Regions from separate parts of the Homo sapiens genome. Here region 2 is linked to region 1. Evidence: chromatin loops called from intact Hi-C (ENCODE). Cell type or tissue: B cell. All regions are shown on one strand.

Region 1 (5,000 bases):
CACCATGTTGATCAGACTGGTCTCGAACTCCTGATCTCAAGTGATCCACCCGCCTCGGCCTCCCAAAGTGCTGGGATTACAGGCGTGAGCCACCACGCCCGGCCTGATGTTTGCATTTCTATCCATACTGGTTTACTAGCGGAGTGACTGAGTTTCTAAAATACTAATATTAAAAATACTTGGCCAGGTGCGGTGGGTGCCTGTCATCCCAGCTACTCGGGAGCCTGAGGCAGGAGAATTGCTTGAACCAGGGAGGCGGAGGTTGCAGGGAGCCGACATCGCGCTACTGCACTCCAACCTGGGAGACAGAGTGAGACTCCATCTCACAAAAAAGAAAGAAAGAAAGAAAAAAAACTCCCAGGAAGCAGTGTTGAATATCTTCCCAAGTCCTAGTTACCTACAAATGACTGCTCCGTCTGAAGCCGCGGCTGACTGAATGTTTTAAGGGGACACCACCTTCCTTCCCAGCCTGTTCCCTCCAGGAAAATAGTAGAGGACAGAGGCTCCAAGAAGTAGATTTGGGAACTGCAGACAAGTTGCTTCCTGTGAACTGAGCGGAGAGAGAGAGAAACCCTCTGAGAGGGCAGAGGGCAGGATCCCAGGGAGTCGCACCCGGGAGGGCTGTGGCTGTGGCTGTGAGCCTTCTCATGTGGCTCCCCAACGCCAAGGCAGGCAGCCACTGAACAATTGTGAATAACCATTTCCCACCCTGTAACGTGCTGTCTCTACTGAGAAGCTGGCGGGGGAGCATGACTCCAGATGGCCTCGAGATGGTCTTTGGGATTCAACAGCAGGGAGAAGCCAGTGGTACCCAAGTTGACGTCCATTCAGCCTAGGTCTCAGCAGCATCCCAAGTTCACTTCCATTCAGCCTAGGTTTCGGCAGCATCTCTGACGTCTGCCTTCTCCCAACTGCTTCAGAGTGGATGGGTAGTCAGCTCGGCCGCCGTAATAAAACACTGCAAACTGGGTGGACTGTAAACAACAGACATTGTTTCTCCCACAGTCCTGGAGGCTGGAGGTCTGAGATCCAGGTGTGGGCAGGGCTGGTTCCTCCTGAGGCCTCTCTTGTGGACTTAGAGACATCGACTTCTCCCTGTGTCCTCACAGGGTCATCTCTCTGTGTGTGTCTGTGTCCTCATCTCCTCTTCTTATGAGGTGTCTTAGTCCATCTCAGGCTGCTGTCACAGAATACCGTAGACTGGGGGGCTTATACACAACAGACATTGATTCTCCCACAGTCCTGGAGGGTGGAGGTCTGAGATCCAGGTATGGGCAGGGCTGGTTCCTCCTGAGGCCTCTCTCCTGGGCTTGGAGACGCCGTCTTCTCCCTGTGTCCTCACAGGGTCATCTCTCTGTATGTGTCTGTGTCCTCATCTCCTCTTCTTATGAGGTGTCTTTGTCCATTTCGAACGACTATCCCAGAATACCATAGACTGGGCAGCTTAGAAACAACAAACATTGATTCTCCCACAGTCCTGGAGGCTGGAGGTCTGAGATCCAGGTATGGGCAGGGCTGGTTCCTCCTGAGGCCTCTCTCCTGGGCTTGGAGATGCCGTCTTCTCCCTGTGTCCTCACAGTGTCGTCCCTCTGTGTGTGTCTGTGTCCTCATCTCCTCTTCTTATGAGGACACCGGTCCTATTGGATCAGGGCCCACTCCTGGTGACCTCATTTTACTGTAGTTAACTCTTTAAAGAGGTAACCTCCAAATACAGCCACATTGTGTGGTCCTAGGGGTTAGGACTTTAACGTATGAATTTGGGAGGGTACAATGCAGCCTGTAACAGACACAACACTCAGAAAATATATACTGAGCTCGCTGTTTGTAATAAAGGGCTCTCCCTTTAATTTTTAAGACAGGGTCCTGCTCTGTCACCCAGGCTGGAGTGCAGTGGTGTGAGTTCAATTCAGTTCCGAACAGTGAGTACAGTGCAGTTCAGCTCACTGCAGCCTCAAGCTTCCAAATAAAAAACTGTCTTAGCATCATCCAATGAGTACTGACTACTTTTAAATAGTGAATACGCAGCCGGGCGCAGTGGCTCATGCCCGTAATCCCAGCACTTTGGGAGGCCGAGGCGGGTGGATCACCTGAGGTCAGGAGTTCAAGACCAGCCTGACCAACATGATGAAACCCTGTCTCTACTAAAAAAAAAATACAAAAAAAAAAAAAAATTAGCCAGGTGTGGTGATGTATGCCTGTCTTCCCAGCTACTTGGGAGGCTGAGGCAGAATCATTTGAACCTGGGAGGAGGAAGTGACAGTGAGCGGAGACGGTGCCATTGCACTCCAGGTTGGGAGGCAGAGCGAGACTCAGTCTCAAAAGAAAACAAATAGTGACTATGGACATACATATTTTTAAAAATTAGTATTTTCACATAAAGCATAAAGTAATATCCAATATATCCAAGAGAAGCTGTCCTTAAGTTTAACCCATTTTCTAATCCTAAACTAACCCTTCTGAGGCAATGGTCCCGCATACATGGAGGCCAAACTCATTTTTTTTTTTTAAAGCCTAATTGAAAAATACCGCATTAGGAGAAAAACACATAAAATCCCCCTCGGATTACCTGACCTCGCTCCCTGGGGCCCAGGGCCAAAAAGAGGAAGCTTTTCCATCTATTGTTGCTCTGGCCAGTTTCATAACCGCCATGCACCAAGCTCAGTCTGCAGATGACAGATCGCAGCTAAGAGCAGCTTGCTGGGTCTCCGGAGGCTGCTGGTGTCTGTCTCAAGGTGCGGTGCAGGCACAGCCAGTGGGATTTTTTTCCCAGCAGAGCAGAGAGCTGGCCCTCCACTCCTGCTCCTGTGCGGAGCTCACTCCCATAGGGCAGCCGCCTCTGGCCCAGGAGGAGGGTCCCCCAGGACCCCCTGCCTAGCTTGACGGCTGCTCAGACAAGCACCACCAGACCAGCATCACCCAGGACGTCTGCCCTCCCTGCAGCCACCGTTGTAAGTCACGGGGACCTGGGAGTGTTCGGGTAGGAGAGGCTGCTCTGCAGAAATACCCCAGCTAGCAGGGCATATCCAGGCCAGAGACGCTGCTGAATGCCAGAGAAAGCCCTCAGCTCAGCCTCCCTTTGGGGTGTGTGATTTTTAACCCGGGCTCACCAGAGTGCTGCAAAAGGACACACAGCCTCCAGGCAGGAGCTGTGCCATTTGCACAAGCTCTCGAGGGTCGCAGAGAGGGCTGAGGTTGGCCTAAAACAGACCCCCTTCTTGCACATCTTCAGACGTTGCCGCAAGAAAAGAGCAAAATCGTCTTGTCCGTTTTAACGGAGATTCCCAGTTTGCAAGCCAATTGTTCCTTTGACGAGGGGTACAGGCCGGCCCACGCCGAGATGCTGGGTTGGGTGGCTCTCGGATGAAGAAAGTCCCACCTTCTTTAAAATGCGCTCTCCCAGAAATCTTCTTCACACCTGTCTTTGGCTTTTATTTTGCTTTTGTTTTGTGGGGAGGAGACGTTGTTCTTGGTTTTTCGCTAATAAAAATAGTTCACGTCGACTGAGTGAGGAGGAAGCAGCAGCCACTTTTACAAGGGCTTTATCTCTGCGATCTTTCCTTCCTTCCCTCCCTCCCTCCTCCCTCCTTCCTCCTTCCTCCTCCTTCCCTCCCTCCTCCTTCCTCCTTCCTCCTCCTTCCTCCTTCCCTCCCTCCCTCCTTCCTCCTTCCTCCCTCCCCCTCCCCTCCCCTCCCCTCCCCTCCCCTCCCCTCCCCTCCCCTCCTCTCCTGTCCTCTCTTCTCCTCTCCTTTCTTTCCTTTCTTGTCTCGCACTGTTGCCCAGGCTGGAGTGCAGTGGCGTGACCTCTGCTCACTGCAACCTCCGCCTCCCGGGTTCAAGTGATTCTCCTGCCTCAGCCTCCCACGTAGCTGGGATTACAGGCGCCCACCCCAACGCCCGGCTAATTTTTTGTATTTTTTAGTAGAGATGGGGTCTCACTATGTTGACCAGGCTGATCTCGAACTCCCGACCTCATGATCCACCCGCTTCGGCCTCCCAAAGTGCGCCTGGCCTGATCTCTGGGATTTTCGAAACTTCGTGAGACAGGTGCTGTTACAATCATCCCTGTTTTACCAGTAACGGAAACTGAGGCAGACATGGAGGCGGGGGTGTGTTCAAGACCTACAACCAGAAAGAGGCAGAGGTGGGCGCTGAGTGCTGCTCGTTAGCCTTGAACCACTGCACTGGGGAATTAGTGATGAATGATACGTGACTGCCTTTGAAACAACCATGTCTCAGCCCAGGGCAGGTGGCCTGGGCTCCGTGGGCCCTCTCTCTGGAACTAGGACAATTCTGTCCCTCAACTGGGAGCCCAACCTGCCTACCCCTAGTGCTTGAGGCATAACTGTCTTCTATGGCCAGCAATAGAAACTTGAGTCGAGCTAGCTGAAGTCAAGGTGGAAATTGTCAAATTGGATAATTAGGATTTCTATGGGGGCTTCAGGCATGGCTGGATCCAGGAGCTTACATGGTTGTCAGTTTCTCCTCTTTCTCTTTCTCTCTTCCCACGTTTCAGCCCCACCTTTTTCTGCCTCCCTCAGCTGCAGGGTGTGGAATCACTGGAGGAAGACCACTTTCTCTATAGGGATGGAAAGAGGGTCTCTGGTAGCCTGGGGTCCCCATCTTTTCAGAGCAGAATCAAATGGGAAAAGAGACACCCTCTCTCTCCTGGCACCCACAAGTTACACCTCCTGAAGGGTTCCGACCAGCCATGTCAGAAACAAATGACCACTGCTTGAGATAATTTTTATGAACAGGGTGAGGGTGGCCCCCTAACTGGCCAGGCTTGGGCCACACCCCTCTCTTGGGTGATTGACAGGCTTTGGCCACACACCCCCATCTTCAGTGATTGACAGGCTTGGACCACACCCCCCTATCCTCAGTGATTGAAAGGCTTGGACCACACCCCTCTCCTCATTGATTGGCAGTCCTGGAGAACCACACAGCCCAGACAGGGAGTGACCCCAGGGGCGAGGGGTGCTGGGTGCACAGTTTCCATGGAT
Region 2 (5,000 bases), 75 kb after region 1:
CCTCACATGGAACCTCTTTACATACCTGGAGTTTGCCATCCGAGAGGGAACAAACCAGCACCACAGGGCGTTGGGGAAGAAGGCGGAAGATCTGTTCCAGGTAGCATAACACCCCCGCGGACACCTTTCCGTCTAGCGTGCATTTTGCTAAAACACTTTGACACACAGATCAGTAGGCACCTTGACCAGTCTGTCTCCAGTCTGACAGATCCCAAAGGCTTGGCTCGTTCTGCCTGGAGAACTTAGTGCCGTGGCTCTTGTGTCACTCAGCCCTGGAACAGGTGCAACTTAGACATCCTCCACTGTTATCCAGCAGCTGATGAAAATAGAATTTCCTCCTAGAAACAGGTTTGAAGGCCATGCTCAGGGGCTCACACCTGTCACTCCCAGCACTTTGGGAGGCCAAGTTGGGAGGATGATTTGAGCCCGGGAGTTTGAGACCAGCCTGGGCAACATAGTGAGACCCCCATCTCTACAAAAAATTAACAGTTAGGCTGGGCATGGTGGCATGAGCCTGTAATCCCAGCTAGTTTGGGAGGCCAAGGTGGGCTGATCACCTGAGGTCAGGAGTGCGAGACCAACCTGGCCAACGTGCTGAAACCCCATCTCTACTAAAAATACAAAAAAAAAATTAGCTGGGGATGATGGCGCGTGCCTGTAGTCCCAGCTACTCAAGAGGCTGAGGCAGGAGAATCACTTGAACCCGGGATGTGGTGGTTGCAGTGAGCTGAGATCACGCCACTGCCCTCCAGCCTGGGTGACAGAGCGAAACTCCATCTCAAAAAAAAAAAAAAAAATTAACGATTAGCCAGGTATGATTAGGCAGCTACTTTGGGAGGCCCAGGTGGGTGGGAAGATCACTTGAACCTGGGAGGTCAAGGCTGCAGTGTAAGCCGTGATGGTGCTGCTGCACTCCAGCCCGGGTGACAGAACAAGACTCTGTCTGAAAAATAGAAATAGGAAGGAGTTGGACAGGCTGCCTTAAATGAATGCCCTGTTTCTTCTTTGCTTCAATGGAACTGACACTTGCTTATCTGAGGCCGCTGTTTGCAAAGCGCTCCCTGCATCCTCTCGCCCCTCCTTCCCCTTTCCCCGCCCAGAACCTTCCTGAGGTGGACGTGTGAGATATGGTGGGGTCCGTGGGGCCTGTGCAGATGGGTGGGTCTCGGTCTGCAGGGCTGTGCCAGCCAGGCGTGGGGAGTCTGCTGTGGGCTCGGCTGGCCGTGGCCTCATGCCTCCTTGGCAGCGCTGGCCGAGCTTCTGTGGCAGTGAGCACGGAGTCAGGGTGTGTGTGTGTGATGCAGAGATGAGCCCCAGGGAGCCGGGGGCTTCCTGCAGATGTTGGGGAGAGACATACAGACAGGGAGACACAGAGAGAGAGATAGGCAGACAGAAAGATAGAGGGAGACAGAGACAGACAGAGATGGAGGCAGACAGAGACAGGGAGATAGAGGGAGACAGAAACAGGGAGACAGAAAGACAGAGACAGAGATAGAGTGAGACAGACACGGAGATGGGAGACAGATAGTGAGATAGGGAGAGAGATGGAGAGACAGGGAGACTTGAGAGACAGAGGGAGGCGGAGACAGAGATAGGGAGACAGAAACAAAGATGGAGACAGACAGACACATAGAGGGAGATGGGAGACAGAGACAGGGAGGCTTGGAGAGACAGAGATAGAGGCAGATAGAGACAGAAACAGGAGACAGACATAGAGACAGAGACAGAGGGAGATAGAAAGAAACAGAGACAGGAGACAGAAACAGAGAGAGAGAAAGAGGAAGACAGAGACACACAGACGGAGACAGAGACAGACAGACAGAGACCAAGGGAGAAAGAGTCAGAGAGAGAAGCCAGTGGTGGAGAAGCCGAGAGGCACGGACAGGGGCCCTGAGCTGGCGTGAGCAGCCAGCGTGGGCATCGCAGAGGACAGATCCCTGAGCCCCATGATTGCCACCCACGCAGGGGAGGGCCGGGGAGCCCCCGCGAGATTTAGGGAGCCAGGATGGAGACCGGCTGTCCTGCTGGGAGCGGGGCTCAGAAGCATCCTCAGCTGGGCTTGCTTGCCCTGCAGGGACGGGATGTCCAGGCGAACCCTGGACACAGCACTGAGCCAGGATGAGCCTGGGCTCCTCTGGGACCCGGGGTAGGTGCCACTGGGGGGACTTGGAGAAGCTCGGAGGAGCTTCTCCTCTGCACACCAGAATTCTCGGAGGAGCCCCCTCTGCACACCGCACCATTGTGGTGAAGGCTGAGCCGGGGCACCTGCAGAGACATTGTGGCTTCTCTCCTGGTTTTCTCCAGTGAGGTGTTTGTGGGCCACCCGGAGCCTCCAGGGTGAAAAGCTTTATTGTGAAAAGCCTACTGCGAAAGTCAGACGCTTGGAGTTCAGGCTGTGGTGTGGACCAAGTGATTCCAAGGAGATCGTCCACCACTTTGGGGTCCTCTGTCCCCAGCCAGCCCAGCCCCCACACAGACAAGAGTAGCCCACACAGCTGTGGCATGAAGCCCGCTCTGCAGCCCAGGCGCGGCTGAGCCCCCACGCTCTGGAGCCCTGCACTTCTCCCCCCGACCCCCAGGGAGAGGCTGGGCGAGCCCTCGCCCCGTGTTCTCTGGTGCCCCTAAGCACCTGCTGTGTTCCAGGATGCGTACTACCAGAGCCCGGAGACGCGGCTGAGGTTCATGCGGGCCATGCACGGCATGACGAAGCTGACTGCGTGCCAGGTGGCCACGGCCTTCAATCTGTCCCGCTTCTCCTCCGCCTGCGACGTGGGAGGTGGGTGGCCCCCCCGCCAGGGCTCTCCTTACTTTCGTTTATTAAGCCACAGGTATCTTCCCTGCTCAGGACACCTACCAACTGCCTTTTTCCATTGACAAACCTGATAACGACCTGAACCGGGCCAGGCTGAGTCCCAGATCATGGGTGGATATTCCCAAGTTCCAGGAGGACCCCGGGGATGCCTAAATGCCCCCCTAGAAACTCCGGGGCCCTCTCTTTTGGCTGCGGAGCTGAGGCAGAGCACCTTGGAACCCCTGGATTCCCCTCAGCAAGTCTGATTATATCCTGACTCACCCTCCACCCCACCCCAGCCCTGGACAGTGGGTGGAGCAGTAGACACATTCCCAAGGGCTGCTGGGGGATCGGGGCCTGGGACGATTCTCACACCATCAGCTTACATTTCCCCAACCTCTGAATGCCTCTCCTCCTTGTGGTCCAGAGTGGCTGCTGTAGCACCAGCCATCGTGTCTGCATCCCCATGGCAGGAAGGAGAAGGGAGGAGTACAGCCCCCACCCCTGGGCAGAAAGGATTTCCCTGTAGGTCTGTGCCCCCTACACGTGGCCCAGAGTGGCTGCTGTAGCACCGGCCATTGTGTCTACATCCCCACGGCAGGAAGGAGAAGGGAGTACAGCCCTCCACCCCTGGGCTGGAAGGATTTCCCTGCAGGTCTGTGCCCCCACACTCACCTGCTTGTACAGTCTTGTCTGGGATACCAGCGAGCTCCCCACCACTGGCTTTCCCTTCCAGCATGGGAATCAATGCCATGCCCTTGAACATTACTTCTGCCCCAGTTGAGCTTTGGAGAGTCGTCAGAGTTCCATAGACGACCCAGCCACAGAGCATGCATTTGCTTCCCCGCAGGCTGCACGGGTGCACTGGCCCGAGAGCTGGCCCGTGAGTACCCTCGTATGCAGGTGACTGTGTTTGACCTCCCAGACATTATCGAGCTGGCCGCCCACTTCCAACCCCCCGGACCGCAGGCAGTGCAGATCCACTTCGCAGCAGGTGAGCCCTCCTCCTGTTCACCCTGCTAACCTTTTCCAGACTGCAGCATCTCTTTCTAGACAGAGGGCATGGCTGTGTGTGCACCTGTGTTTCTGCCTGGGCGTTTCCATGGTGGGTATGTGTGTGCAAATGGGACTGTCTACGGTGCTTGTGTGTGTGTGTCTCTCTGTGTGCATGTGTGTGGTATGCCCTGGAGCATACCTGTGACATGGAGCATGTCTGTGCGTGAGCATGTCTGTGTGTGTGTGTGTCTGCATCCGCATGTGTGTGCACGTCTCTGGTGTGTGGTTGCATATGTTTCTGTGAGAGTATGTGTGTGTGTCTGTGTGGGTATATGTGTGCATGTCTGTGTGTGTGTGTCTGCATCTGTGTGCATGCTGTGAGCCGGTGGGTGTCTGTGTGCATATGACTGTCGTGCTTGTGTGTCTGTGTGCATGTGTGTGTGTGTGCATGTCTGTGTCTGTATCTGTGTGCATGGTGTGTGTCTTCCGTGCATATGTAACTGTGTGTGCACGTCTGTGTAGTATGTCCTTGTGTGTGTGTCTGTGCATGAGACTGTGTGTCCACGTGTCTGCAAGTCTCTGTGGTGTGTGGTTGCATATGTTTCTGTGAGGTGATGTGTGTGCATCCGTGTGGATATATGTGTGCATGTCTGTGTATGTGCGTCTGTGTGCCCGTCTGTGTCTGCATTTGTGTGTATGCTGTGTGCTGGTAGGTGTGTGTGTGTATGTGACTGCTGTGGTTGTGTGTCCCTGTGTGCATGTGTCTGTGTGTACGTCTGCATCTGTGTGCATGCTGTGGGCCGGTGGTTGTGTGCATATGTGACTGCTGTGGTTGTGTGTCTGTGTGCATGTGTCTGGGTGTGCTTGTCTGTGTGTCTGCATCTATGTGCATGGTGTGTGTCTGTGTGGATATGTGAGCATCTGCTGTGCTTGTGTCTGTGTCTCTGTGTGTTTCTGAGTCTGTGTGTGCACATCTCTGTGTGGTATGTCCTTGCATGCGTGTCTGTACGTCAGAATGTCTCTGTGTCTGAGTCCGTGTGTGTGTGTGCACCTCTGTGGTGTGTATGTCTCTGAGGGTATGTGTGTCTGCGTGTCTGTGGATATATGTGTACATGTCTGTGTGTGCATGTCTGTGTGCCCATCTGTATCTGTGTGCATGGTGTGTGTGCATGTCACTGCTGTGCTTGTGTGTACGTCTGTGTGTGCATGTGTC

The links. A loop is a pair of places that touch in the nucleus more often than their neighbours do. Peaks named below come from ENCODE experiments on the same cell type or tissue, not always from the same donor. Only the 100,000 strongest peaks of a DNase experiment are listed, where the experiment ranks them.
Region 2: a loop joins it to region 1, with 14 times the contacts of the local background. A loop is called at or near these places in 1 of 110 quality-filtered maps.

Annotation. Positions count from the first base shown.
Region 1 is chrX:1,492,041-1,497,040 of GRCh38, reverse strand. The region is part of intron 1 of P2RY8 (P2Y receptor family member 8); the gene reads left to right. Among named protein-coding and RNA genes, the nearest start is that of ASMTL, 42 kb to the right of the region's middle. In B cell, no CTCF peak of the experiment used is centred here; DNase peaks (open chromatin) are centred at 2,640, 3,430, 4,250 and 4,850; H3K4me3 peaks cover 1,238 bases; H3K27ac peaks cover 3,959 bases.
Region 2 is chrX:1,416,758-1,421,757 of GRCh38, reverse strand. ASMTL (acetylserotonin O-methyltransferase like) reads left to right here. Exons shown (of 13, transcript NM_004192.4): 9 at 1-100; 10 at 2,644-2,776; 11 at 3,642-3,785. Among named protein-coding and RNA genes, the nearest start is that of ASMTL-AS1, 19 kb to the right of the region's middle. In B cell, no CTCF peak of the experiment used is centred here; no DNase peak of the experiment used is centred here.